3 separate regions of the Homo sapiens genome follow, and all the other regions are linked to region 1. Evidence: chromatin loops called from intact Hi-C (ENCODE). Cell type or tissue: B cell. All regions are shown on one strand.

Region 1 (8,000 bases):
CCATTATAAACAGGGTCCAAACTAGTGGTGCCCAGAGGAGACCCCTATCCTCTAGGGATACTCCTTGGCAAGACCTCCCTAGCCTCCTCCCACTGCTTCCTGGTGGGCAGGGCAGCCAACAGCAGTCCCAGTGGGGAGGAGAACTCTGAGTTCCACCCCTGGCTGCCTCTCTAGGAGAATCAGATCCAGGATGGGGCGGGCCCCTGCCAGGTCTGGCAGGGTGAACTGGGCCTTTCCACCCTGGAAGCCCTCTTCCGGCTAGAGGGCAGTATCTGGGCACAGCCCCACAGTGACGCTGCTCACAGGCCTCACTGCCAGTGGGTATGATGTCATGCACCACCCTAGGTGACCTTTGCAGCCCACGTAATGGGTGTGATGCTGTGAACCTGCCATCTGCCAGCTGTCCAGGAGCAGACCAACCCAGGAGGGCCTTATCTCCTGGGCTCGAGCTCAGGACGCCCAAGCGCAGGACTATCTTAATCTTAAGTGCCCTGGAGACCTCTCCATGTATGTGCACTGCACGGAAGTCCTCTGGCCCTCCAGCTCAACCTGCTCCATGCATTTCCACAGAACTTCAAGGAAAGGGAAGCCTCTGTGGTGGTGGGAAGGCAGGCGGTGCACGTTTAGATGTGGGCCATTATGTGGGGACCTTGCTTCAGGCAAGCACTCTTTCTGTTCTTGTGAAATGAGTCAGAAGGGGTCAAGGTGATTCCCTGTCAGAGGAAACCCCACGATTTCAGGAAAGAAAGGCTTAGAGACACTCCGAGGCTGAGTGGGGGATGGAATCACAGTCTCGGATAAGATGTGGAAGGAAAGACCATGAGGTTGGAGACAGAGTGGATTCCGCCCTGGAGAATGTAGAACCTGTGATTGTGCTGTAGGTGCATGGATGGATGGGAGTCCAGAAACAGGGGCCTGACTAGGCCTACCTGACCCCATGAGAAGCACTAGATTCTGGATAATCAGAACCAAAGGGGCTACAGAGCCCACAGCATCCAATCCAGTACACTGATGGGAAAACCAAGGTCTAGAGGAGAAGGGGATATGTTTTAGGTCACCCAGTGTGTCAGGGGTAGGGGTCCTGCCTTCCAGGCCAGATCATTTACCAACCATGTTCAGGTAAGTAAAACCCAGCCAGACAGTACCCTATGTAGGGCTTGTGAAAGGGAAGGGCACCTAGAGAGACTATCTGGTACCCCTGCCTTATTTCTCAGCTAATGAAACAAGCATCAGAGAGGGGCAGGGACTTGCGTTAGGTCACAAAGCCAGGGAGCAAAATCTTCCCAGCAGCCCCAGGTGTCCTGACCCCCGCCCAGTCCAGGACTTCTCACTGCATCACTGTCTCCCAAAAAGAGGAAAGAGCAAGGAGAAGGTTGGGCATGGTGGCTCACACCTGTAATCCCAGCACTTTGGGAGGCTGAGGTGGGCAGATCACCTGAGGTCAGGAGTTCAAGACCAGCCTGGCCAACATGGTGAAAAACCGTCTTTACAAAAATAGAAAAATTAGCCAGGTATGATGGCAGGCGCCTGCAGTCCTAGTTACTCAGGAGACTGAGGAGGGAGAAATGCTTGAACCCGGGAGGCGGAGGTTTCAGTGAGCCGAGATCGAGCCACTGCACTCCAGCCTGGGTGACAGAGCGAGGCTCTGTCTCAAAAAAAAAAAAAAAAAAAAGAAAGGAAGAAAAGAAAGAGCAAGGAGCAAGGAGAAAGGAGCTCACATTTACTGAGCACCTATTATGCACCAGGGCCCTGATGTGACACATCTTCCTTCTAATCCCCACAGCAGCCTTGGAGGCAGATGTTTTTGCTCATGTTTAACAAATCAGAGAAAAAGATTCAGAAGTGCGAAGCAGTTTGCCGAAGGCCGCACAGATGGTAGATGGCAATGCAGGAACTTTGGCCCAGGTCTGCCCACTTCTACAGCCTGCACTCTTGTTCTTACCCAGGCTGGGTTGGGTTTAGGACCCAGGGCTGACAATGCAAGGACATGGTAGGGAGGAGGAAACCAGGAGTAAATTCCAGGCACTGCCCTTGCTCCCAATCTCCCAGTTGTCCCAGTGACAAAAATAAACCGAAGTGACCTTGGACAGCGGAGCCCTGCCTCCCACTGAAAGTTTCTTTTTTTCTCTTTCTCTCTTTCTTTCTTTCTTTTTTTCTCTCTCTCTCTTTCTTCCTTTTTTAAGTCTATTGATCCACACTCAGCAATAAAGCCACACAAAATAAACAGCTGATGGACAAAAAGCATGGCTCCTGGCTTGCTGAGTTTCTCACCTCCAAGTGGTTTCAGGCCTCAGAACCTCAGATTCTCAGATCAATTTAGAAATTTGTAGACTCTCACAGCCCTAACATGAGGGGTGTCCCAGGCTGCTGGTCAGCCCCACCAGTGGAGGAATCCACGACTTCCCAACTGGCTCTTCTGTGGACCTTTGTTCCCCTTTCTTAGGCATGGCTTCAGAGCTGTAGGCCCTGCCCAGGTGGTGTCAGACCCAGAGCAGAGAAGAAGCAGAGCCACTCTCCTCTCAGTTGAATAGGGCAATCTCAAGGCCATGGGGCAGCTCCCTTTGTGCCTCAAGGGAGACTATGGGGATGTCACGAGAGGCTGGTCTTAGCTCAGTGTGCAAAAGGCAGTCTCAGAGCTGAAGGGGCTGCTTCTGGAGACAGGCATGAGGGTGTGAGAGCAGGCTTGGATGAGTCCAGAGGCTTTCTGCCTCTGCTAATGCAGCCAGACATCAAATCTACCTTTGTGCTGGCCACGTCCCACTGCATTCCTTTCATCTAAGACCTCAACCTTTTTTTTTTTGTTCCATCCAAGTGCAAAGTCTTGCATTTCTCTTTTAAATTCCATCTTGTAAATATTAGCTCTTCATCCTAGTACAGTGGCTTTACATGGTGCGGTAGAGTTTATGTGCAGAGCCTTCATGTGCATCATCTCCTTCCATGCTTAGGACAGTTTGCTGGACCTCACAGAGGTGATTGATGCAGCATCCCCCCGGGAGCCGGGTGAAATCACAGACTCCAGCAGCAGCTTCTGAGATGACTGTGAGCATTAGGCCAGCAGGACCCCATTCCCTGAGGAGCAATGAATACAAGCCCATGGAGCCAGAGAAGGGGAAACTGGTGCAGCCCACATGGTGTCTGGAAGGGCTTCCCAAGGGCTGCTTCAGAGGCAGCACAGAGCCTCAGGCAGGACTACAGGAGGAGCAGGAAGAGGGGAGGATGAGTCAAGTCTACCTGGATTGGTTTGGGTGGAGTCCTTCCTGAGGCAGGGTGGTGTGGGGGATGGTTGTGTAGATATTTTTGAAGCCCCCCCGCCCCAGTGTCTGTGTCCCCTTAAACAAGTATTACAATCTTCCTTCCCTCCCATGAGCAGAAGAGGAAACTAAGGCTCTGCCAGGACTAGAGCCCAGGTGTCCCAGATGGATCACCTAGCCAGGGATCTTCAGCAAACCAGGCTGGTCCAACTGTCTGTCCCGAGCTCCCTGAGTTGGCTTGAGGAGAAGACTTGCTCCCTGCCCTCTTGGAACTCCTTTCTGGTTGGAGAGCTGGGTGTTGAGTTTTGTGTAAGGTTATTTAGGCAACAGTATTCCAGAAAGGCTGATGCTGGAGATTCAGACACTGGCACCAAGCCTGTGAGCATCACTCTGGAGCTGGACCATGAGCCCATCCTATGCTCCTGCCTCTAGACCTAGGTTGGGTTGTTCAGGAGCTGGGTCTGGAAGCAGATCAGAAAGCAGGGTCCACCCCAGCCCAGGGGCTGGGCCTGTGGGTGTGTCCAAGCTAAACCTCTACACAAGGATCCATTGTGGTTGCTCAGCCTGGCCCTGGGCTCTGCCAGCCCTTCCGGCTCCCGGAAAATGTTTCCCGTCTGGCAGCTCCCAGAGCAGCCTGTCCTTGGCCAAGATGCTGACTGGCCCCACACACAGGCCTCTCCTACCCAGTGAGGATCCTGGAGTCCTGGCAGCTCAGAGCTCTTGGGTCCAGCCCCCATTTAACAGTCAGGATCCCTTAGGCTCAGGGAAGTAGGCACAGGCCACAGCAGCACACGAGAACCAGAATCAGGACCAGAACCCGGCACTCTGGCCATTTTCTCAGCTCTCGCTACCAACATGAGGCAGAAGGATGCAGACTCGGAGAAGGGAAGGGGCTGTCCCATTACACAGTCCTTTGTGGCAGAGTCTGGAGGAAATGACTGGTGCTTAGCTGGCCGCTTGCCCACCTGGACCCCTCTCATCTGGGTTCTCTAGGTTCAGCTGTGTGGCCTCGTGAAGGTTGCTATTCCTGTCTGCATTTGGGGACTGAAGACTCCCCACTCTCAATCCATCCCTGACATCCTAAGCTTTAAAATCAGGCATAAGCGCACTGGATGGGGTGAGGAGAAGCAGCTCTGGAATTTGGGGCTTTGACAACTCCGCCCCATCTGTGTGTGCCAAGCTGTACCAGAGCCAGAGGCTTAGGGCCTGGGGCTCCCCAACCCTTACTTGGGCTGACAGTGCCACCTGGTGCCCAGTCGGTGTGACATGAGTCCCGCTAGAGATGCAACCACAAACCTTCGCTCTCTGTGGGACCTCTGAGCCACCCCATGCTAGGCGCTGGGGACATAGAAGAAATTGTGACCCCAGATGTGAGGGGAGAAGACCCACAGAGAGTGACCACTCAGGATGTGGAGGCTGTGACAGCAGAAAGCCCGGGGCCGAGGAGGGTCGCTGAGTACCACAGGGTCAAGAAAAAGAGGCATTGCCATCAATGTAACTCTCACTGTCTTCTAGGCCAGGTCCTATGCAGGCCTGGGGACCCTCAAGGAATCAATTGTAATCTAATAGAAAAAAGTAGGGTGGGGAAGGGAGCTCAGAGCCAGGGACTTGGAACTGGGTCTTGAAGAATGATAGTAATTCATCTTGTGAGCCGTGGGCATTCCAGGCTCAGGGAACAGACTATGCGAAGGCATGGAAGAGTGAGCTTGTGTGTATAAGCTTGAGGGTGACAGGTGTGGAGAGGAGGGGGACAGCAGAAGAAGTGCCAGAATACGAGGTCTGAAAAGTCACAACCCTGGGTACCTGTGGCCGACACAGCTTGTCTGAATTTCCTTGCCCCATACCTACCTCCTTTCTTGACCTTCAATGTCTGGGCAGGTACAGAGCCCCTGCCTCAAACTCCAACCCCATTCCCTCTGGGTCTGGTTACCTAGAGGAGGTCCTGATTCCTGAAAGCCTCCCCTCTTCCCCCAGGGCAGGAGCTAGGTCGGGCTGCCCACAGGCTGATCTGAGGGGACACAAACCTATGACTTCCCTGGCCTCCAAGAAGCCCAGGCCCAGCCCTTAGATTGGAGAAGGATCTTTAAGCAGTTATTTAACTCTAGACTCAGGTTCCTCAACTGATGGGGATAATAATGGTACCTGACTCATGGGATGTGGTGAGGATTAAATGAGAAAATGCATAGAAAGCCACTTATTTGCACCTTGCTGGCATGGGTTGAGGCCAGGTAAAGGGGCTCCTCCCCATTGCCAATCCCCCTGGCATATTTCCTTCTAGGGGGAAGCTTGAGGGCTCCAGATTTTGGCCCCACCTGGGCTGCCTACCCCCCAACTTCAGGCTTCTTTCTACATTTCCTGAACCCAGAGAAGCTCTGTTGTATACCCAGCAGGTGATTGCTTTTTCATGTTTCCCTCTGATTGTTTTTTTTTTGAGACAGGACCTCACCCAGTCACCCAGACTGAAGTGCAGTGGCATGATCTCGGCTCACCGCAATCTCCACCTCCCGGGCTCAAGCAATTCTCCTTCCTCAGCCTCCCAGGTAGCTGGGATTACAGGCACATGCCACCATGCCCAGCTAGTTTTTGTATTTTTGGTAGAGACGGTGTTTCACCATGTTGGCCAGGCTGGTCTCAAACTCCTGACCTCAAATGATCCACCTGCCTCAGCCTCTCAAATGCTGGGATTACAGGCGTGAGCCACTGTGCCCAGCCTCCCTCTGATTTTTTAAAAAATAAAATGTTCAAATACAAAGGAAAAAAGTATACAATAAGCAAATGAGCACCCATACGTTCTTCTAGACTCAACGATTAATGTTTTGCCTTATTTCATTCATTGCTTTGTCATTTTTTAAAATTTGAACTAGGGCCAGGTGCGGTGGTGGCTCATCCCTGTAATCCCAGCACTTTGGGAGGCTGAGACAGGCAGATTGCTTGAGCCCAGGTGTTCAAGACCAGCCTGGGCAACGTGGCAAATCTCTGTCTCTACTAAAAATACAAAAATTAGCTGCGCATGATGGTCCCAGCTACGCAGGAGGCTGAGGCAGGAGGATCACCTGAGCCTGGGAGGTCAAGGCTGCAGTGAACTGAGATCACGCCACTGCACTACAGCCAGAGTGACAGAGTGAGACACTGTCTCAAAAAAAAAAAAAATTGAACCCATTTGAAAGCAGTCACAGGTACCATGACACTGAATGACCCCCAACACCTTGGTGTGCAGCTCCAAAGATTTTTCATACATAACCACAATCATAATAGTAAGAAAAGCAATAATTCCATACTATCATCTAATATCCAGCCCATATTCCTATATCTCCCAACTTTCCCAAAATGGATTTTACAGCTATTTTGGGGAGTTTGGGGGAGTATGGAGGAGGAATTCAAGATCCAGTCAATGTTCTTTCATTGCATTTGGTTCTTGGTATCCTTGTTCTTTTTATTCTATTTATTTATTTATTTATTTTGAGACAGGGTTCTGCTCTGTCAGGCTGGAGGGCAGTGGCATGGTCACCACTCACTGCAGCCTTGACCTCCTGGGCTCAAGTGATCCATCTGCCTCGACCTTCCTAAGTGCTGGGATTACAGGTGTGAGCCACAGCCCCCAGCCTATAACCATGCTTTATATATTTTAGATACAAATTCCTTATCCAATACATAATATGCAAATATTTTCCCCCATTCTTGTTGTTGATTGTGCTTTTGGTGTTCTAAGAATACATTGCCAGGCCAGGTGTGGTAGCTCATGCCTATAATCCCAGCAATTTGGGAGGCCAAGGCGGGTGGATAACTTGAGATCAGGAGTTCGAGACCAGCCTGGCCAAAATGGTGAAACCCTGTCTCTGCTAAAAATACAAAAATTAGCTGGGTGTGGTGGTGCATGCCTGTAGTCCCAGCTACTTGGGAGGCTGAGACATGAGAATTGCTTGAACCTGTGAGGCGGAGGTTGCAGTGAACCGAGATTGCACCACTGCACTCCAGCCTGGGCAACAGGGCAAGACTCTGTCTCAAAGAAAAAATAATAATAATACATTGCCAAATCCAAGGTCATGAAGACTTATCCCTATGTTTTCTCCTAAGAGTTTTATAGTTTTGGCTTTTACATTTAGGTCTTTGATCCATTTTGAGTTAATTTTTGCATGTGGAATAAAGTAAGATTCCAACTTTGTTCTTTTGCAGGTGGCTAACAAATTTTTCCAGCAACACAGAGCTGAGAGGATTGGGATCTCAGAGAAGAAGGAGCCCTGCATTCTTGGCTTCATCTGCCTGGAGTGGAGTTTCCATCATGCTGAGCTGGAGGTGCACGGGGCCAGGGAATGAGCAAGTCGTAGCTCAAATGTCCCAGACTCTTACTATTCTTATTGAAATTTAGTAGGTTTTCTTGAATAAATGTTTCTTCATCTGCTGTATGCCCTTAGGACAATTCCCAGGAACATACATCTATATTGATATCAATATAAATATAAATAGATAATTATGTATGTATAACTTTAGCAGTTTTACTTGTTCTGCTGGAAAGAAGGTCTGGAAGGTTTGCAGAGCTGCTCATGCCACCATTCCAGAAGTTATCCACCAGTTCATTGCTTTTTGCACAGTAGTATTCCATTGCATGTCTATGCCACAATTTGTTTATCCATTCACCTGTTGATGGACATTTGAGCTGTTTCCTGTTTGAGGCTATTACAAATAAAGCTGCTTTACAAATAAAGCTGCTTTGAACATTTGTGTATAAGTCTTTGGACATATGCTTTGATT
Region 2 (8,000 bases), 250 kb before region 1:
TAACACTTTTATAAACACAGAATTGAGAGCTCTGGTACAGTGAAAACAAGAATATATATACAAGAGGCATTCAGGATGAAGAGTCTGTGCTTTTCTTTCCTGTCTTTGGACACTGTCATGTGAAAATGGATATCCTGATCCCTCTCCTAAAAGTATTAGCCAGTTCTCACTCTCCCTGACAAAAAAAAAAAATTGAACTGGATCTTTTAAAGTAGCAGTTATGAAATGCGTATTTTTAAAAAATGCATTCCTTTAGTCAGGAAACATTTATTGTGAATTTAATTTATCAGATAAAAAACATTTGCCAACCACAGGAACAATTTATCTTCCAAAGGATAGTTTCACGACTGCAAAACATTTTAATCTATCAAATCTTGAAGAAAAGTCATTGCATTTATTTTCTCTGCATACAATGTGACATGTCAGCAAACCTGATGGATCTCAACACTTTTAAATGAAACGACTGCTGTCAAAGAATGACAGCATATAGATAGTAGGGCTTAATTTGAAAAAAACCCAAGACACTGTTGTTTTTATATCAATTACAAAACGCTCCTTTTCCCTTCGTGCTCTTTTAGTACTCTTTGTACTGACACATGACCTGTTGTTTCCCCCATGTGAGCAGAGTGCATTTAAACTCTGAGTAGAATACAAAACTGTTTAAACCCTTCTCAAAGGCAATGCACATGGCAATGGGCCAATGTTCTAAGCTACCTTGTATCAGCACCTCTCTTTTTGCCCTTGGTGCCATCTTCAACTCATCAACAAGGAGAACAGAATCTCCTCCAACTTTGTTAGAAGGAATGCTGTTACCAGGAAATTTGTTCGTTAATGCATTCTTCTAATATCACTAGTACCTTCATTTTCTTTGTATGCAGAAATACTTTAGCTTCTAAGTTGGATAACACTACACGTTGCACTAAAGGTAACTTACCTTGCTGGAGTTTTCTAATAAAAACTGGAATGTGTTCTGCACAGCTTGGCATGTTTCTAGCTCAGTCCGGCTGAAGGCTATTAAATAATCCTTGAGATGATCATACACATTTCCATCAAGAGCCTGTAATAGAGGAGTAAATAAAAGAAAAAAAATTACAGTAAAGCCTTGACATATGATATCTTCTGCCTATGAGAAAAGTAGGTATGTTCAGTTTAAAATTTATTATTAATAATAAATGGACAAAAGATACAGATTGTAAGTAAATATGAACAGTTAACAATCACTTGAGAAAATGTTGAATCTCTCTAATAAACAGGAACTAAAAGAGGTAAGATCCAATATTGGTAAAGCTGTGGGAAAACAGGACACAACTTAGAGACAAAATGCGTGGGTTCTGATCTTTGCTCATCTGCTTAGGTGTAGGAGTTAAGTGAAATAATAAACGTGAAAGGATGCAGGTGCAGTGCCTGGAAAAGAGTAGACACTCTACAATAATCTCCGTTTTCCCCCAATCCATTATTGGTAGGATTATACATTGGTATATGTATATTTACTGAACAGCAGTGACAGAAAAAACACAATAGAAATATTAAAAAAAGAAAAGTGACTCAGAGATACTGCTTTGGGGAAGAAAACCCAGTGTAATATCTATGAAGGGTTGGAAACATTCTTATTTCCTTAAACATTTTGTAACAGGGATCTTTGAAATAAAAAAAAAGGAGAGAAAATCACTGAACATTTGAGGAATGATTAAGCTATGATGTGTACTGTCACCAAAATAAAAACCGTGGAAACTGTATAGATGACAAGTATGTATCAAATAATTTTAGGTTAAAAAAACAGAATATACATATGACATATACACTAGCAATAACTATGGAAAAATATAATAATAATAATTAATAATAATCAAGGTTCTGAAGTCTTGCCAATCAGTAGAGGTAAAAATTGAGGTAAAATTCACCCAATATAAGTCACCATTTTAATAATTTTAAAGTGTACAACTCAGTGGCTTTTAGTACACTGACAAAGTTGTTTAACAATTTCCATTATCTAATTCCAGAACATTTCCACCACTTCTCCAAAAACACTGTACCTGTTAAGTGGTCATTCTCCATCCCTTCCTTCCCCCAGCCCCTGGCAACCACTAGTCTGCTTTCTACCTCTATGGATTTGCCTACTCTGGATATTTCATATAAATCAAATCATATAATATATGACTTTTGGTGCCTGGCTTCTGTTGCCCAGCATAATATTTTCAAGGCTCATTGATTTATCAGTACTTCATTCCTTTTTACAGCTTAATAATATTCAGTTGTACCACATTTTGTTTATTAATCAGGTGATATAAATTTGCCTTTTCCCCATTTTTTGACTATTATAAATAATGCTGCAAAGTTAAAAAATAAATAAATAATGCTGCTATGAACATTTGTGTACAAGGTTTTGTTTGAGCACCTGTTTCCATTTCTCTTGGGAATATACCCAGGAATGGAATTGCTCGGTCATATGATAACTCTATGTTTAATTTTGAGGAACTGTCAAACTGTTTTCCAGTGACTGCAACATTTTACCTTTCTACTAGCAATGTATGAGGGTTCAAATTCTCCACACCCTTGCCAACACTTATTCTTTTGTATTTTGGTATTTTTTTTTTAAATTATGAAAGCCATATTAGTGATTAGGAACGGTATATCTTTGTAGTTTTGATTTGCATTTCTCTAATGACTATGTTGAGCAACTTTTCATGTGCTTATTTGGCCATTTGTATATCTTCTTTGGTGAAAAGCCTACTCAAGTCCTTAACTCATTTTTAAATTAGGTTGTCAGGTTGGGTGTGGTGGGTCACGCCTGTAATCCCAGCACTTTGAGAGGCTGAGGTGGGCGGATCAAGAGATCAGGAGTTCGAGACCAGCCTGGCCAAAATGGTGAAACCCCGTCTCTACTAAAAATACAAAAATTAGCTGATGTAGTGGCGTCTGCCTGTAATCCCAGCTACTTGGCAGGCTGAGGCAGGAGAACTGCTTGTACCCAGGAGGTGGAGGTTGCAGTAAGCCGAGTTTGTGCTATTGAAATACAGCTCTGCGTGACAGAGCAAGACTCAGTCTCAGAAAATAAATAAATAAATAAAGTTGTCTTTTTGTTGTTGGGTTGTAAGAATCCTTTATATATTCTGGATACTAGATTCTTACAATATGTATGATTTGCAAATATTTTCTCCCATTTTGTGGGCTGTCTTTTCACTTTCTTGAAAGTTTCTTTTGATGTACAAAAGTTTTACTTTTTTAAAAAAAGTGATAAGGTCTTGTCATGTTTCCCAGGCTGGACTCAAACTTCTGGGTTCCAGTAATCCGCCTGTCTCAGCCTCCTAAATAGCTGGGACCACAGGCACTCACCACTGCATCTGGCTTACAAGTTTTAAATTTTGATGCAGTCTAATTTAGCTATTTTTCTTTCTTTTTTTTGAGACAGAGTCTTGCTCTATTGCCCAGGCTGGAGTGCAGTGGCATGATCTCGGCTCACTGCAAGCTCTGCCTCCTGGGTTCATGCCATTCTCCTGCCGCAGCCTCCCGAGTAGCTGGGACTACAGGTGCCCGCCACCACACCCGGCTTTTTTTTTTTTTTGTATTTTCAGTAGAGACGGGGTTTCACCGTGTTAGCCAGGATGGTCTCGATCTCCTGATCTCGTGATCCGCCCACCTTGGCCTCCCAAAGTGCTGGGATTACAGACATGAGCCACCACGCCCCACCCAGCTATTTTTCTTTTGTTGCTTCTGTGTTGGTACTATATCTAAGAATCCTCAATGGAAGTCTTCCATTGTATCTTATGTTTGGCTGTTCCATTAAACTTTTTTTTTTTTTTTTTAAATACACAAATTCTGTCCCAAAAGCACTGAGTAATAAAGCTGCACCTTCTATAGTGCTTACACCACTAGATGACACCATTGAGCACTTCAAATTTAGGCACTGCAAATATTATTACTATGATTTCCATGTAATTATGTAACATAACCAGAGACACTGCTGGTGTTAAGTCTGAATAAATTTCCTGTATCAGGACATACTTTTCCTGAACTTGTTTAGAAAAAGAAACATATAACATCTTCTGATGTAAGGTTTCTACCTTAGAAATGGTCTTGGTGGACAATCATAACATGATTACATTTTGGCAGGAAACCATTGGAGTATTTTGAGTTCAGCAAATGGTAATACAGGCATCATGAGCTCAAAAAAAAATAAGGCATGGATTTTAAGGTGAACCATATACCCACACAGTTTCTATTATCTCAGTACAATATAAACAGTACCCACTGTGCCTAGGCTCTGTGCTAGCTGTATGGGTGCAAGTGAGAGGGAGGAGAAAAGTTGAAGAAAAGAAAATCAAAGTTCTGCTGGTACTTCTGTTTTTGACCTTACCATAATCAGGATCATTTCTGATTATAGATATTTCTTACTAAAGGCATTGTACTTTTAATTTTGATAGAAGTATATTACAAATCAGGAATTATACATTCACTCAGCTTCTTAAATCCTACTTTAAAAATTCCAGCTGGGTACAGTGACTTGTGCCTATGATCTCAGCTACTTGGGAGGCTGAGGCAGGAAGACTGTTTGAGCCCAGGAGTTTGAATCTGCAGTGATCTATGATCGTGCCACTGCACCCCAGCCTGGGCAACAGAGCGAGACCCTATCTTTAAAACAAACAAACAAACAAATAAATTTCTAAACACTTCATAAAGACATTCAAGAAGGAATTTGTTGCCACGGTGTATTTCACTTCAGCAATAAAACATATATTATCTCATCATGAGATAATAACTGACGCACGTATCCCAGGGTCCACCAGTAGACACGATTATCGAAATGGCTGCCAAAGCCTTACCAAAGTGATGGCAGTGGCTGCTGCCATCATGCCGGCTAGAGCAGGGAAGCATTGCTGGGGTTGCACACTCCATGGAGCCAGTGGCTACAGAGCCCTGCCCCTTCTGAGTTGGGACGGGAGCTGCCCAGGTACCACTGCAGTCGCTCAAACTGCACCTACAGACCCTGGCCTCCTGGTCTACGGAGCAGGCAGGAGCCCCACCCTCCTGGGACTGGCTACAGCTGACCAATCTGCAGCTGTGGATCCAAGCCTCCCTGTGCTCCTGGGGGAGGGCCGGGAAGGGCCCCCTGCCCCTGTCCCTGCTGGCTTGGGGATATCTGTTCCCGCTGCTTGGCCTCTCTCTTCTCCTGGAGCCCACTCAGATTAGTGGGGTTGGGGCTGAGCCCCAGGGCCCTGAATAGCAATGGGAGGCAGAGTCCTGGGCAGAAGAGGGTGGGTTCCCAGTAAGGCCCCACCTTCAGGCCAGGGAGGGCCTGAAGACTGGGGGCTGGACTGCCAGTCCAGCAGACTAGAGTGGGGACTGGTGGTGCCTCTTCTGGGCCTTCCCATGGCTGCCCATAGACCAATCCACACACACTTCCTCCATTCTGAGGTCCATAAAAGCCCTGGGCTCAGACAGAGCAGAGCAGAGGATGGCCAGAGGAGGAATAGGGTAGAGAGAGGATGGCATGACCAGTTGCAGAGAGGAGTATTCTCTCTGCTAATAGCTGGAGACGATGGGATGGCCAGCTGCAGAGAGGAGTACTCTCTCCATTGAGAGCTGCAGAGACAACTTGCCAGCAGAGAGGGGAGCTTCAGAGACCTGCAGAGACATCCCAATGACTTGCCTGTGGACAAAAGCCACCCTCTCCAGGGCCTCCTCTCTGCTGAGAGCTGAACACTCCAAGGGACGATATGCCTACAGAGAGGAGCTACTCACTCCTCTGAGCTGTTTTAACAGTAAATAAAATTCTTCTTTACCCTTCACTTGTCTGCCTACCGCATACTTCCAGGACACAGGACAAGAACTTGGGCAAAGGCACCATGGCCACAGAGGTTTCTAGCCAGAAAAACTGGCACCCCAGAGATCCCGTAACAAAAGGAGCTTGATTAGAAATACTGAACTTTTGTTGATAGTTTTGAATTTAGATGTAGAAGCATCTTTCTTCACTTAAGTTGGAAGAATGTCAGCCAGAATTATACAGATGTGCATTATTTAACATAAAAGAGTGAAAAAAATGGCGACTTGGTGCACTAGTAGTACCTAACTACTTATATGAAAAGGATTTACTTCCAACAGGGATTTGAACCACTCTTTTTAAAAAGGCAAATCCCTACTTAATAGTAATAAATCCTAGTTTTTACTATCTTAACAATTCACAAGCACAAAACAAATGTATTTCAGTCTTGCCCTCTCTTCTTTTCCGGGTAGGCAAAAAACCCTGTAAGCCTTTAAGGGTAAGGAAGATCCTTCAGATACGAGCTGCCTTCCATTTTCTAAGGTCTAACTAAACCAGATGTTCTCAACTTTAAGCATGCCTGAGAATCACTTCAGAGCTTATAAAAGCACAGATTGTTTCAGGGCAGTGAGGCCATTCTGTATGATACTACAATGGTGGATACATATCATTATACATTTGTCTAAACTGAGAATGTACAATACAAAGAATGAGCCCTAATGTAAACTGTGAATTTGGGGTGATGATGATGGTGTCAGTGTAGGTTCATCAATTGCAACAAATGTGCCACTCTGATGGGGGATGTTGATAGTGGGAGGAATTGTATGTAGGGGAAGGGAGTGTAAGGGAAATCTCTGTACCTTCTGTTCAATTTTGCTGTGGAACTAAAACTGCTCTAAACAATAAAGTCTGATTAAAAAAACAGTAACACAAATTGTTGGGCCCCACCCAGAGTCTCTGATTCAGCAGGCTGAAGATGGGCCCTAAGAGTCTGCATTTTCTAACAACTTGCCACTGGCCTGGGACCATACTTTGAAAACTACTGAACTGCACAGTTACTTTAGCTGACTAGGTTGAGCATTTATGTGGACTTAGATTCTGGTGACCCTCTGGAAGGAGAGTGGCTGCAGGCAGAGAAGCCTACCATCCTGAATAGGGTCAAGAGCACCAATAGGTACTGTTACTGTAGATGGATCAGCAGCTGTTTTCAACGGGGAATCACGCTCTACTTTAGATGCAAGACAGGAATGACCTTGAGCTCTGAAATCAGTTGGATGTGGGTTAGAATCCCAGAGCTTTTACTTACTTTATCATGTTAATGATTTTCTCATTTATAATTAGGGAAAGTGGGAGTACCACATACTCCACAGGACATAGTGAAGATAAAGGATAAAGGTAAAGGATGTGGTATAATGTTAGTCTTTCTTGCCTTGCTTTAAAATCATCAATGCATTGGCCACATATTGATAATGGTTAAAGCTGGATAATGAGTACGTGGGGGTCATTATACTGCCTTTTTTTTTTCCTTCAGTGTATGTTGGAAATTTTTCATAAAAAAGCATAAAGAAAACCTGAATAACATATTAGGGAAAAAAAATTCCACAAAATTTTTTTCAATGGCTCCCACTGTATATTTTGCAAAGTAGAAATTCTTTAGCAGGCATTGAAGATTCTTTACAATCTGGTCCCAACATAACTCTCTCTCATTAGCACCATCTCTCATCACTGTTCTCTGCATTATACTCTACTTCCCAACTATACTGAGTCATTTTGGAAAATGACATTCACTTTCATGTTCCCAAATAAGTTATTCTCTTGGCCTAGAATGTCCTTCCCCCCTTCTCTTCCACTTAAATACTTAAATGATAATGATGGTTAACACAGGCAACTGACATTTACTAACGGCTTACTGAGTTCCAAGTGCTTTACAAAACTGACTCAACTAGCTCTTCCTTAGCGTTTTCACAATATTCTTCTATGTGCTGTATGGGTATTATTGCCAATCATGGATTGAATCTTATTTAAGTAGGTGAGAGGAGGCCCAAGTGATCAGAAGCCACTTTCTTTTTTTTATTTTATTATTATTATACTTTAAGTTTTAGGGTACATGTGCACAACGTGCAGGTTTGTTACATATGTATACATGTGCCATGTTGGTGTGCTGCACCCAGTAACTCGTCATTTAGCATTAGGTATATCTCCTAATGCTATCCCTCCCCCCGTCCCCCACCCCACAACAGTC
Region 3 (8,000 bases), 53 kb before region 1:
GCAATTTAGCTCTGTCTCCAAACTTGCATATCCTATAAAAATGTATTCCTAATTTACTCAACTTCCTTAAAAAGCAATTAAGCATACCCTTTGGGGTCTCACTCTCTCTCTTATACACATACACATACACACACACACACACACGCATGCACGCACACACACACCTCCCAAGAAGATTATTTGCTTCTGCTTATTCCTCTCATACTTATCCCAGAAGGAGCTCTGGTAAATGCAATTTTATCCCCATCTCATATTTCAAATACTGTTTTGTTACACCCTAGTAAACCAGATAGTCCATTATTCCCACTCTACACAGATGAAGGACACTTAAAAAGGAAAAAGAGAAGGGAGGATACCAGAAAAGGCCTCATAAAGCATTATAAATATATAACTTTAAAAGAATAAAAAATTAAAAGTTGTGATCTTAGACAAATTAGTAAATCCTTCTGTGCTTAAGTTCCCTCACCTATACAAATAATGATATCTGCCTCTTGGGTTGCTAAGATTTAAATGAAATAATAGATGTTTAACATTTTATAAACAGAAAATCAACCTGTAAAGCTTAAGACAATAAAGTCTTAACAAAGAATCAGTAATTGTTAAGGGCCAAAAAAAAAAAAAGTCTACATCCTTAGATATTGTAAGGTAAGGTAAGTAAACAATAAAAATGCCACTGTAAACAATAGCTATAATTTATAACAGTGGTCCACAAACTTTAATATATATGAGAATCACCTAAAAGTGATTATTAAAACATGGATTGCTGGGCTCCACTCTCAGAGTTCCTGATGCAGGAGATTAGGGATAAGCCTACAAAACTGCATTTTTAACAAGTTCCAGATGGTGTTGATACCACTGGTCTAGGAAATACACTTGGAAAACCACACAGTTATAATTATGATAGTACTTAACCTGAAAAGTACTTAGGATATAATGTTTCATTAAAAAATTGAACACAAAATGCTATCTACAATATGACTGCAACTATGTAAAAACACACATAATCAATATAGACAAACATAAAGCAAAACCAAGTAAGAAACAGTTATCTGTTTAGGATAGTGGGGTTTTCTCCTTTAGGTTTTCTTTAATACCAGAGTTTTTTGTTGTTGTTGCTAACTTAAAAGGCAAAAAAAAAAAATGTAGCTCAAAGCCAAATCAATAAGAAAGTGATTCAAATTTTATGTTTTCATCAAAGAAAAATAATGACGCTGATAATAACTGACTCCAACCTCTTACAAGTACAAAAACTTCCCCGTATTAGAGACTCAGACTACCAGAAGAAACATCAAGACATAGACTCTGCTGCAGCTGAATGCACCCTGATAGCCCCAGAGAAAACCACCCCACCAGGAAAGCAGGTATACAGGCATCCCCTCAGTGGCAGACTGCACTATCCTGCACAAAGGTAACACCACTTAACCATCTTCTTTCTTGATCTGCTCTTCAGAACACAGGAATGGCTACTTGTAAGAAATGGCCTGAAGTAGAGATGCATGGCTAAGGAATAGAGACTTAAATTTCCTTTGTTAAATCAAATAGGCAAAAGTAGAAAACTAGTGTTAATGAGGGAAAAAGAAGGGGACAGTTTATTAAGAGAATTAATACAGTCCAATGAAGGCATGGCAAGATTTAGGATATATATTACTCAGATGCCTTGGAGATGGTACTTATTAGACACTTAGAAAAAAAGTCTCTATTGGACTCTGTGAAATTCATAAAGAATGAATTTGCCATCCCAAAGTGGATTATATTTTTCAAAAGAGCACAAACAATAGCTTTATAGTGTGGCTGTTCTACTACATTTACAAAGAATCTACAAGATATGCAGATTAAGTAAATGTCATTTAGTCTCATTGCTGAATGTTTTCATACTCTACAACGCAGTTACATTTAGAGTACACATAGTTTATCTTAATCATTGAACATTTATACAACTGTAAGGAACCTCATCCTTCCTTGTCCCATCAAAAAAAACCACAAAATAATTAATTTTAAAAGATACATAGGTGAAGGATAAATCTGTAATTAATTAACATGAACTATATATACATTAAAGAAGGGAGAAAAACACTTTATAAACAAGCCAAACCGCCACTCTCTTTATCTATCATCTATTGGGGTACACAATAAAATAAATGTGTTAAATCACCAATTATTTCACTGACATTTTTGACCTATGACAAATTCAATGTTGACTATCCAATTGATAATTTTATACATCTTGGAATTCCACCTCTCCTGCAGTATCTCCTAGCCAAGCCAGTATTTCCTGGAATCCCTGAGGTCAGGAAAAGTATCTGAAATGCATATCAAACAATGCATATTAAACGGTGGTAACTCCTGGAAAAGTAGCGCTCATCCTTAATTACAAATGAGAATCATATGCTATGGCTTTTTATATATGCGCAGGCCTCTCCCAAAATCTACCAACGCAGAATCTTAGGAATAGGGCCTAGGCATCTGTAATGTAAAGTGCACAGGTGACTCTTGCTTTTATAATGCGTTCTTGGCATCTATATTTGAATAAGCTATGTTTAATTCTGGGAATTCAAAATATTTCAAAGACAATGTCATCACACTATAATGGCAATATTCAGGAATTTGAATAAACTATACGATCTTCTTAATTGCATAACCATCCCCCTCCACCACTTCAAAACATCACAGAGGCTGGAGAGTATATCACCTCTCAGACTGATCAAATGCAGTCTAAACAGAGCTGCCTTTTCTCTAGTTACAGGTGCTGGCCAACTGACTCTTACTTAAAAGGGAATCTTTAAACTTCTTTGCCTTTCAGCCCTTGATCCACTATAAATCAAAACAAGGTGGTCAAACTGAGTTACCTGAAAAGAGATAATCTTATCATAAAATTAAAGTTTAAATTTGTCATGAACAGGCCTTAATATTGTATAAGGTGTAAGAAAGGGATCCAGTTTCAGCTTTCTGCATATGGCAACCCAAATGTCCATCAATGATAGACTGGATTAAGAAAATGTGGCACATACACACCATGGAATACTATGCAGCCATAAAAAAGGATGCGTTCACGTCCTTTGTAGGGACATGGATGAAGCTGGAAACCATCACTCTGAGCAAACTATTGCAAGGACAGAAAACCAAACACCGCATGTTCTCACTCATGGATGGGAATTGAACAATGAGAACACCTGGACACAGGATGGGGAACATCACACACCAGGGCCTATTGTGGGATGGGGGGACGGGGAAGGGATAACATTAGGAGACATACCTAATGTAAATGACGAGTTAATGGGTGCAGCACACTAATATGGCACATGTATACATATATAACAAACCTGCACATTGTGCACATGTACCCTAGAACTTAAAGTATAATAATAATAATTTTAAAAAAAGAAGAGAGAGAATGGGGCAGAAAAAAAATATTTGAAGAAATAATGGGCCAGGCGCAGTGGCTCACACCTGTAATCCCAGCACTTTGGGAGGCCAAGGTAGGTGGATCACCAGAGGTCAGGAGTTCGAGACCAGCCTGGCCAACATGGTGAAACCCCGCCTCTACTGAAAATACAAAAATTAGCTGGGCATGATGGCGTGTGCCTCTAATCCCAGCTACTCAGGAGGCTGAGGCAGGAGAATCACTTGAACCAAGGGGGCGGAGGTTGCAGTGAGCTGAGATTACGCCACTGCACTCCAGCCTGGGCAACAGAGTGAGACTCTGTCTCAAAAAAAAAAAAAGGAAACAATGGCCAGAAGTTTCCCAGGTTTCATGAAAAGCATCAACCATTGAATGATGAACCCCAAACAAGATAATTACAGACACTATACTAGTCACATTACACTCAAACTGTAGGAAACCAAAGATAAAGAGAAAAAAGCTATTAGAGCAAGGGAAAGCACATTCCATAGATGTGAACAAGTCTATAAGTAAGAGCTAACTTCTCATCAGAAATAATGAAAGCCAGAAGACACTGGAGTGACCAACTCAGAATTCTATATCCAGCAAAAATATCTTCCCAAAGTGAGGGTGAAATAAAGACATTTTCAGACATATGAAAGCTAAGAGAAGTGTCAAAAGCTGCAGAATTGCACCAGAAATGCTGAAGGAAGTTCCTTAAGCTGAAAGAAAATGATAACAGATGGAAACTCAAACCTGTATGTTGGTTTCAGGAAGGAAAGAAGAGTCAGGATTAGTAAATATAAGACTTTTTTCCTTCTCTTAATCTTTTTAAAAGATACCTGTTTAAAGAAAACTAACATTATATTACGAGGTTTATAAGCAGCACAAAGTCTGGGATGGAATAACTGTAATTAGACCATTGTAAGGTCGTATGTGGAATGGTACAATATTAACTCTAAGTAGACAGTGATAAATTAAGAATGCATGGTGTAGATCGAGTGTGGTGGCTCATGCCTATAATCCCAGCACTTTGGGAGGCCAAAGAAGGGGGACTGCTTGAGCTCCACAGTTCAATGATGCCTGGGAGACATAGTAAGACCCTGTCTCTACTAAGAATTTAAAAAATTAGCCAGGCATAGTGGCACACATCTGTAGTCTGAGCTACTCAGGAGGCTGAGGCAAGAGGACTGTTTGAGCTCAAGGGGTTAAGGCTGCAGTGAGCCATGACCGCACCACTATAACCTAGCCCAGACAACAGAGACCCTGTCTCAAGACAAAAAAAAACACAATGTCATATCTTAGAATGACCACTTTAAAAACAGAGGAATAGCTAACAAATGCAAAAAGAAAAAGAAAAAAGAAAGAAAGAAAATGGAATACTAACAATTTCAATTGATTCAATGTAACTAAGAAAAACTATTATATAAAACACTTCTTTTAGTAAAACAGAGCAAACCATTCTTCCATGGAGAGAGCTGGCTAATGCAAAACTACATTTCACAACAGAAACAATGTTTTAATTGATGGCTATGATATAAAACCTTTGGATAAAGGCAGCTAAAATGAAATTTGACATTAGGCAAGACTCTATCTAATATGTTTGCTTGTTTCAAGACAAAAGAATTCCACGGCCAGGTGCGGTGGCTCACACCTGTAATCCCAGCACTTTGGGAGGCCGAGGTGGGCGGATCACAAGGTCAGAAGTTCGAGACCAGGCTGGCCAACATGGTGAAATCCCATCTCTACTAAAAATACAAAAATTAGCCAGGCATAGTCATGGGTACCAGTAATCCCAGCTACTTGGGAGGCTGAGGCAGGAGAATCGCTTGAACCTGGGAGGCAGAGGTTGCAGTGAGCTGAGATCACGCCACTGCACTCCAGCCTGGGCAACAGGGCAAGATTCCATCTTAAAAAAAAAAAAAAAAAAAAAAAAAAAAAAATTCCACAATACAGAAAGAAAGGAATACAGTAGTACATAAAGCTTGTTTTCCCAACTTTGTGCTACAACCAACTGGAAACCAATCACTTTATGAAGAAAAGTTTGTAAATCAAGTATTCTTAATACTTGTACATATTAGAAATAAATTTTAAAGTCTATTAATAATGAAAATAGCTTCACTAAAAACTAATTAAAAGCCAAAAATGGCATTTTAGCATCAACTAATACGAACTTTTATAATATCTGTTAAATATCTGTTATGCTTAACAGACATGCAATAAAATGTTTACCAATATTACTGAATCATTAAATTTTAGTTTTGAGCATAATATTCACATAGTTTAAAATTCAAAATACACAAAAAAGAACATACAATAAAAAGCTTAGACTGGGTGCAGTGGCTCACGTCTGTAATCCCAGCACTTTGGGAGGCCAAGGCAGGTGGATCACTTGAGGTCAGAAGTCCAAGACCAGCCTGACCAACATGGCAAAACCCTATCTTTATGAAAAATAAAAAAATTTGCCGAGCATCGTGTTGCACACCTGTAATCCTAGCTACTCAGGAGGCCAAGGCACAAGAATTGCTGGAACACGGGAGGCAGAGGTTGCAGTGAGCCGAGATTGCACCACTGTGCTCCAGCCTGGGATGGAATAAGACTCTGTCTCAAAAGCAAACAACAAAAAGAGTCTCTGTCCCTTGCTCCCATCCTCCAATCACCAGTAAGAGGAAAAACAATTATCACTAAAATACAATCAGGAGACATATATAATATATACTCCAACTTGTTTCTGTGGAACCACAGACATGGTAACACTTTTCATAACACCAGAAATAACATTTTCTTATTAAATTGGGATTATTTCCAAGCTCACAAAACAGAAAACATCTGGATGACAAAGGATTCCCACATGAATGCCAAAAAGATCAAATGGAATGTTAAAACAAAGCACGATCAAGGAATATTGAAAGGACCTAACAAAATGAAATTAACAAAAATACCAGCTAAGGTTCCATAAATTACTCCCGATCAACACTGACAGAACATCTGCAGCAGTGGGACAAAGGACAGGGTTACAAGTTTCTGTGCCTAGATCCCTAATTAGTTACTGAAAAGCCAAGAACACGAGCCAGACTTACAAAACTAACCCCTGCTTATGCATCAGATCACCCCTGAAGACTGATACCAACAACATAGAATGGCATCTGTGGGGCTCAAATGAACATCTGGAGAATTTACAAAGAAAACCATCAACTTACAGGCCTCCTCAGATAAACAGCTTCAGACTTGATACTCTCAAGAGTAAATTGCCAATCATCAATTATTAAGGGGCAAATTATTCAGCTAAGGGTGATTAAAACTCTTTATATGGCCTTCCCTCCTTTAAATTTAGGCACTTCACTAATGCCTTCACCTGAGAAGTAAAAAGAAGTTCACAGCTGGGTGCAGTGGCTCAAGCTGTAATCCCAACACTTTGGGTTGGGGGGCGGGGGTGGGAATCACCTGAGGTCAAGGTCAAGAGTTTGAGACCAGCCTGGCCAACATAGTGAAGCACCGTCTCTACTAAAAATACAAAAAATTAGCCAGGCGTTGTGAGATCACACCACTGTACTCCAGCCTGGGCAACAGAATAAGACCATCTCAAAAAAAAAAAAAAAAAAGGTTCACTGAGAACACAATTGCCTGCGGGCCCTTTGACCACCATTTCTCCAAATTATCAGAAGACTGAAGTGGTAAGATTGGGAGGAGAATCCTAAGAGGCCAAAATACAAAAACCTACTCCTAACCTGACATACTTAATTCAAAAGGAATTGGGAAGAGGGAATACAAATAATTTCTATGGAGTCTCTAATTACCAGTCAGCTTGGGACAACTGGAGTTCCAGTGATAGCCCTCATAATCTAACTCCAATGCATTTTTTAATACTTTTATGGGAACCTCTAGGAGTAAACTGGAAATGGGTCCCTGCAGCAAATCAGGCAAAACAATAATGTGGCAAAAGCTACATTACTGCCACCACTACCTTTTTTGTTTGTTGGCAAGGACCTACCTCCAAGAAGATCACATTTCCAGCCTCCTCTGCAGCTAGGCATGTTCAAGCATATGACGCAAACACAGATAATGAAATATAAGGGAAAGTCTGTTGAGTTAATTTCTGGTAAAAAATTTCTTCCCTGGTGGAACAAAAGAAAAAAGGAAGGAAACAGAGATGGGGGAAGGAGGGAGAAAGGTAGGAAAAATTTGCATAAGGAGAAATTGTCCTGCTCTCCTCTTCTTCCACCTGAAGTTGTTATATGAAAATATAGTACTTGGAGTTGCAGAAACTATCCAGCAATCACGAGGAGAATCATTACCAACATACAGAAAGATGGAAGGTACCTAGGACTACTAACCGTGGTGAAAGATTCTGTAGCATCACTGGAGCAGTTTATCTTTGAGATTAATTTCACGTTTCAACCCACAGGTTACTCTTTAAAGAATAAGTCAGGCTATAATTTCTTTTTATTTTTATTTTCTTTTTGAGACAGAGTCTCGCTCTGTTGCCCAGGCTGGAGTGTAGTGGTGTGATCTCAGCTCACTGCAACCTCCATCTCCCGGGTTCAAGCGATTCTCCTGCCTTAGCCTCCCCAGTAGCTGGGACTACAGGCATGTGCCACCGTGCCTGGCTAATTTTTTGTAT

Evidence for each region. A loop is a pair of places that touch in the nucleus more often than their neighbours do. Peaks named below come from ENCODE experiments on the same cell type or tissue, not always from the same donor. Only the 100,000 strongest peaks of a DNase experiment are listed, where the experiment ranks them.
Region 2: it touches region 1 in a loop (23-fold over the local background); 73 of 110 quality-filtered maps call a loop at or near these places.
Region 3: a loop joins it to region 1, with 2.8 times the contacts of the local background. A loop is called at or near these places in 2 of 110 quality-filtered maps.

Annotation. Positions count from the first base shown.
Region 1 is chr11:73,173,748-73,181,747 of GRCh38, forward strand. The region is part of intron 1 of IUR1 (imatinib upregulated ABL suppressing lncRNA 1); the gene reads right to left. Among named protein-coding and RNA genes, the nearest start is that of IUR1, 5.2 kb to the right of the region's middle. RefSeq lists an enhancer at 4,304-4,353. In B cell, CTCF peaks have their summits at 4,503 (motif pointing left) and 4,703; DNase peaks (open chromatin) are centred at 2,488, 3,849 and 4,494; H3K4me3 peaks cover 716 bases; H3K27ac peaks cover 1,485 bases.
Region 2 is chr11:72,920,894-72,928,893 of GRCh38, forward strand. FCHSD2 (FCH and double SH3 domains 2) reads right to left here. Exons shown (of 20, transcript NM_014824.3): 9 at 935-1,057. Among named protein-coding and RNA genes, the nearest start is that of ATG16L2, 110 kb to the left of the region's middle. In B cell, a CTCF peak has its summit at 3,888 (motif pointing right); a DNase peak (open chromatin) is centred at 3,888; H3K27ac peaks cover 7,124 bases.
Region 3 is chr11:73,121,049-73,129,048 of GRCh38, forward strand. The region is part of intron 2 of FCHSD2 (FCH and double SH3 domains 2); the gene reads right to left. Among named protein-coding and RNA genes, the nearest start is that of FCHSD2, 17 kb to the right of the region's middle. In B cell, no CTCF peak of the experiment used is centred here; no DNase peak of the experiment used is centred here; H3K27ac peaks cover 5,752 bases.